2 separate regions of the Homo sapiens genome follow, and region 1 is linked to region 2. A link is an interaction called in ENCODE POLR2A ChIA-PET data of the cell type or tissue named here. Cell type or tissue: Panc1. All regions are shown on one strand. Each heading gives the region's core, and the rest is flanking DNA. Links, peaks and the distances in the headings are about the cores only. Region 1 overlaps JAKMIP1 (janus kinase and microtubule interacting protein 1). Region 2 overlaps JAKMIP1-DT (JAKMIP1 divergent transcript).

The links. ChIA-PET counts read pairs that join two places held together with the same protein. Peaks named below come from ENCODE experiments on the same cell type or tissue, not always from the same donor. Only the 100,000 strongest peaks of a DNase experiment are listed, where the experiment ranks them.
Region 1: POLR2A ChIA-PET joins it to region 2 with 5 read pairs; 4 of 35 experiments call an interaction of 5 or more read pairs at or near these places.

What each region holds. Positions count from the first base shown.
Region 1 is chr4:6,133,080-6,135,987 of GRCh38, reverse strand. The region is part of intron 1 of JAKMIP1 (janus kinase and microtubule interacting protein 1); the gene reads left to right. Among named protein-coding and RNA genes, the nearest start is that of JAKMIP1, 66 kb to the left of the region's middle. RefSeq lists enhancers at 874-1,063, 1,344-1,393. In Panc1, for the core only: no CTCF peak of the experiment used is centred there; a DNase peak (open chromatin) is centred at 1,217.
Region 2 is chr4:6,209,086-6,211,994 of GRCh38, reverse strand. The region is part of intron 1 of JAKMIP1-DT (JAKMIP1 divergent transcript); the gene reads right to left. Among named protein-coding and RNA genes, the nearest start is that of JAKMIP1-DT, 9.8 kb to the right of the region's middle. In Panc1, for the core only: no CTCF peak of the experiment used is centred there; no DNase peak of the experiment used is centred there.

The DNA of each region.
Region 1 (2,908 bases), core at 1-2,500, 76 kb after region 2:
AGGTGTGAGCCACTGTGCCCAGCCTCGGTCCATGTTGAAGGGACACTTCATTCACTCCTTATTTTTGCTGTCCCCCCCCACCTCTCCCCCCACCATTTCTTAAGTCCTCTGACACCAGCCTCTGCCAAGGTGTTAGGTGGCTATCTGAAACTGTTAGTAAGAAGTTCTGTGTGAGCCAGCATTGTGCTGGGCAGTGTGGTTTAGGGGAAGAACCAGTGGGATGGGCCTTAGAAGGCTTGGGTTCAAGTCCAGGCTGGCTGTGGCTCTCAGAGCCTCTGGTTTGTCATAGGTAACATGGGGCAAGAAGCAACTTCTCAGCGGGGGTGGTATGGTTGATGCAGTGGTATGCAGGGAACTAGATTATTTTAATCTGCAAAATGCTGTGTATGCGATGGCTTTTTTATCAAGGCTAGGCCAGGCTGGACCTGGGAAATCCCCGTCCGTGGAGTGGGGTCGGGCAGCTCAAGGAGCATCTCTGTATCAGTCTTCAGGGGCTGCCATGATGGACTCCACAGACTGGGCGGCTCACACCACAGACATTTGCTCCCAATTCTGGAGACTGGAAGTCCGAGATCAAGCTGCCACCAGGGTTGGTTTCTTCCGAAGCCTCTCTCCTTGGCTTGTAGACGGCCGTCTTCTCCCCATGTCCTCACATGGTCTTCCTTCTATGTGTCTGTGTCCTATTTTCCTCGTATTGTTAGGACATCCGTCATCTTGGATTAGGTCCCACCCTAATCCACAGCCCCATTTTACCTAACTTACCTCCATAAAGACCTTGTCTCCAAACATGAAGTCCTGAGGTGCTGGGGGTTGGGGATTCAACATAAGAATTTTGGAGGGACACGAGTCAGCCCATATACCATGGCTTGAGAATGGGAGAGGATGGGGAGGAGTGGCCCCCATGGAGACTGAGCAGCTCTGCCCCAACGATACCAGACCAGAGATACACGAGCCCTACACCTGCCATCTCTACATGTCCAGGGCCTGCCAGGGAGCCCAGACGCTGTCTTGTGTGTGGAGTCCCCAGCTAGAAGACACTTCTCTTGCCTCTGGGCATCCACCGTGGTTTATCTGCATCTACACTGCGTGTTTTGGGCTGTCTTTATTTATGCATGCGCCACCCTCCCATGCTAGGCTTGAGGCTCTGGTGGGGGAGAGAGGATGTGGCTCATCTCTGCCTCCCCAGGCCTGGTGCAGTATTTGCATGTGTGAAAGAGGGCATTGTGGCACCATCGTGTGGACAGATTGAGTCCATTTCACAGGCACTCAAGAGCTGCTTTGATTCTGGCAGACACCGAGCCAGGCTCTTGGGAGGTTGAGGCAACAGGCCTGGCTGTCATGGGCACCGAGTCTGGTGGCGGGGATGGGCAACACCAGCACAGCGTGATCAGAGCTGTGAGACAGGGAAGCTTGAGGAACTATTGGTATGCAGAGGAAGCCCTTGACCCAGCCTAGGGGTGGGAAGTGGTGCCAGCTAAAGCATCCCAGAGGAGGTGATGCCCAAGCTGAATTTTAAAGAAGATGAACAGGTGGAAAAGACGGGGAGGGGCATTTCAAGAAGAGAGCATCAGTCAGGTTTGATGAGGCAAGGCTGCAGTAACAAAGAAACCCCAAAAGGTCTGTATATTAGTCTGTTCTCACATTGCTATAAAGATACTACCTGAGACTGGGTCATTTATAAAGAAAAGCGGTTTAATGACTCACAGTTCCACATGGCTGGGGAGGCCTCAGGAAACTTACAATCATGGTGGAAGGGGAAAGGGCATGTCTTACATGGCGGCAGGCGGGAGACAGCGAGTATGTGAAGGAGGAACTGTCAAACACTTATAAAACCATCAGATCTTGTGAGAACTCATTCACTATCATGAGAACAGCATGGGGGAACTGCCCCTGTGATCCAGTCACCTTCCTCCAGGCATCTCCCTCGACCTGGGGATCAGGGGGATTACAATTTAAGATGAGATTTGGGTGGGCACACAAAGCCTAACCATATCAGTCCATTCTAATTCACACATGCTCTAGTGCAGGCCCACTCCAGTGGGTGATTCAGGGATCCAGCCCCCTCCGTCTGGTCATCCAACCATCTCAATGCATGGCTTCAAAGGTCCCTGCAGCCAAGAAGAGAGAGAAGAGTGATGTGAGCTTTTAAGAGCTTTAGCCCAGAAGTGACACAGGTCAGGTCTAGTCATATGACCCCTACCTCCTGCAAGGGAATCTGGGAAATGTCAGGAACTGTGTGGCAGATTTGCCAAGGACACCGTGGGGAACACACTTGCTGGGGTGCCAAGGCCAGGAGGACACATTGTTGTTGGGAAGCATGGTCCCAGGGCAAAATTAGCTTTGCAAGAAACTTGGTAAAACAATGATTCTCCCTCCATGCGCCCCCTGCCCACCACCCACTATCAGGCATTAACATCATGGCTAGAAACTAGACCCACAGAAGGAACAGAGTTGCAGAGGGGAGATGAATGAATCTGCTTGCGTCAGGCTGGGAAGGATTAATTTCTTTGAGAACTCTTGTTCATTTGCTTTTTAAGGAATTGAGTTTAACATGGGCTCTGTCTCTCTATTGCTCTCCTTCCCTCCCTCTGAAAGTATAAATAATACGGAGTACTTGTTCTAACCTTTTTCATATGGAAACAAAATGTTTATGGTTGTACGTCTTCTAAGGCTTTCAAAGAGCTTGTGCTCGAAGTCACCATCCCCATTATCAATGGAGGTACCTTGGCACTGAGCAGGAGCGGAGGTCTGCCTATAGAATATTCAGGAGCTTAGCTAACTTTAAAATTCTGGCTGGCATGGGCATTGTCTTTGTGATTTTCATTCAGATTTGTCATTATGAGGTTTTTTTGGTGTTCTGTTGGGCCATATTATTTCATTATGAGCTCCTTGAGTATCATTTTTATAA
Region 2 (2,909 bases), core at 1-2,500:
GTGGTAAAAGATGCCATGAAGTCAAAAGATGAATGCTGGATCTGGAAAAAGTGCTTGAACGTTGGCGACAGGCAAAGGGGTCATTGTTATGCTGAGAGCCGTAACAGCGCACAAGACAAAATGTCCCTACTAAAAGTGGGCAAGGGATAGAGAATAGACAAACCTCAAAAGTGCAAATCAAATCTAAAAGAGCAAATCATATATATATGTGTGTGTGTGTGTGTGTGTATATATATGCAATATATACATAATGTGTGTGTGTGTGTGTGTGTGTATATATATATATATATATATATATATATATATATATATATATATATAAATATATATAAAACCAGGTGCTCAAATCCACCAATGGACAGAGAAACGCAAATTAAAATAACAAGGACACATCACTTTGCACCCATCAGAGTGACAACATTTACACATGCTGCAGCGTGGGTTGAGGTTGGCAATGCAGGAAATACATTGAAGCAGAAGGGTGTGTGTTAGAGTCTTGGGAAGGTAATCTGCCTATTTTTTTTTTTTTTTTTGAGACGAAGTTTCGCTCTTGTTGCCCAGGCTGGAGTGTAATGGCGCGATCTTTGCTCACTGCAACCTCTGCCTCCCGGGTTCAAGCCATTCTCCTGCCTCAGTCTCCCAAGTAGCTGGGATTATAGGCACCCGCCACCACGCCTGGCTAATTTTTTTTTTTTTTTTTTTTGTATTTTTAGTAGAGACTGGGTTTCACCATATTGGCCAGGCTGGTCTCGAACTCCTGACCTCAGGTGATCCACCTGCCTTGACCTCCCAAAGTGCTGGGATTACAGGCATGAGCCACCACACCTGGCCCCTATTTTTATTTTATTTTTTTCAAAAAGGAGGATTTTGAATGGTCCCAACACAAAGAAATGATAAACATCTGAGATGATGGCTATGCTAATTGCCATGATCTGATCACTGCACATTATATGTATCACAAAATCACTATGTACCTCCTGAATATGGACAATTATTATTTGCTAATTTAAAAATGTAAATTAAAAAGGTTAGACCTTTTTGGCCAGGCACGGTGGCTCACACCTGTAATCCCAGCACTTTGGGAGGCCAAGGTGGGTGGGTCACTTGAGGTCAGGAGTTCAAGATCAGCCTGGCTAACATGGCGAAACCCTATCTCTACTAAAAATAGAAAAGTTAGCTGGGGGTGGTGGTGTGTGCTTGTAATCCCAGGTACTTAGGAGGCCGAGGCATGAGAATCGCCTGAACCTGCGAGGCGGAGGTTGCAGTGAGCTGAGATTGCACTCCAGCCTGGGTGACAGAGCAAGACTCTGTCTCAAACAAACAAAAAACAAACAAACAGACAGACAAAAGTTTAGACCTTCCAACCAGCCATTCCACTCCTGGGAATCCATCCCATAGAAATAAAAGTAGTCCTGCTATCTGAGGGTTTGTGTAAGAATATTTAGCGCCCATGGCTGTCGGTTGGTAATGACAAAGGGACATTAACCCATAGGAAAAGGCTCTGTGAACTGTGGGATGGCCTCAGCCTGTCAGTCTAGAGATTTCCCCAGATGCTGGCAGGAATTTGCACGAGGTGTTGATGAGTGTGAAAAGTGAGAAGCAGAAAATGTGATTATCATGAATTCGTTTTGTAAAACAATGACCCCCAACCCCCCATATGTATGTATGTATATATGAATGTAGTTATTTATTCTTATGGAGAAAAATATAAAAAATGTGAAATAAAACAAGCTAGGTTGTTAACATGAGCTATTTGGTGGGGGATATGATATGGGAGGGGGAGGAGGAAGTATCCATAATAAAAACATCATGCATAAAATAAGCGCATTCCTGGAAAATTACACACATGTATCTGCTCATGAGCAGAAGCACGAAGGGAGGGTCACCTGAGTGTTCGCGGGATTACCCTTGGCTAGCAAGATTCAAGGTGACCTTTGGTTTCTTCTTTATATCTGCCTGTACTGTTTGAATTCTTTACAATGACATGTATTATTCATGGAAACAGAAAGAGCCCACAGAAAGCTGTTTTCATTGAAAGGTAGAAAAGAAAGAAGAATGCCCAGGCCTAGGGACCCTGTCGCTGGCCAGACTCTCCCTGTGCTGGTCTGTGATGGAGAACTTGGAGACTCAGCCTGCCTCACAGCCCTCACGGCTGATCCACACTGTTTTTTTGTTTGTTTGTTTGTTTGTTTGTTTTGAGACAGAGTCTTGCTCTGTCACTCAGGCTGGAGTACAATGGCATGATCTCGGCTCACTGCAACCTCCACCTCCTGGGTTCAAGCAATTCTCCTGCCTCAGCTTCCCTAGTAGCTGGGACTATAGGCGTGTGGCACCATGCCCAGCTAATTTTTTTTTTTTTTTTTTTTTTTTAGTAGAGATGGGCTTTTGCCATGTTGGCCAGGCTGGTCTCAAACTCCTGACTTCAGGTGATCCACCCACCTCGGCCTCCCAAAATGTTGGGATTACAGGTGACAGTCACCTTGGCCAGACCCACCCTGTTCCTGGAGGAAAATCCCACAGGCCCCTGGTCCCATCTCCCTGCCCAAGGGAGGAGCCTTATGCCGTGCAAAAGCCTGGATCAGCTACCTTCATGTTCACCAAAAGATGGACAGTGCGCACCACTGTCTTAAAATTTTTGAGATAGTTATAGATTCACATGCAGTTGTAAGAAATAATTCAGAGAGATCCCATATCCATCCCCCTTTATTCAGACATCTCTGGTTTAACATGAACTTGTGTGTGCATGTTTAGTGCTATGTCTCTTATCACGTGTAGGTTTGTGTGCCCAGCACCGCAGTCAAGATACAGAACAGCTCTAAACAAAGAAGCCTCAGCTACAGCTTTTATAGCTTTTATAGAAGGCTCAGCTTTTATAGCCACAGCCATTTCTCTCTTCCCTTCCCCAAGTC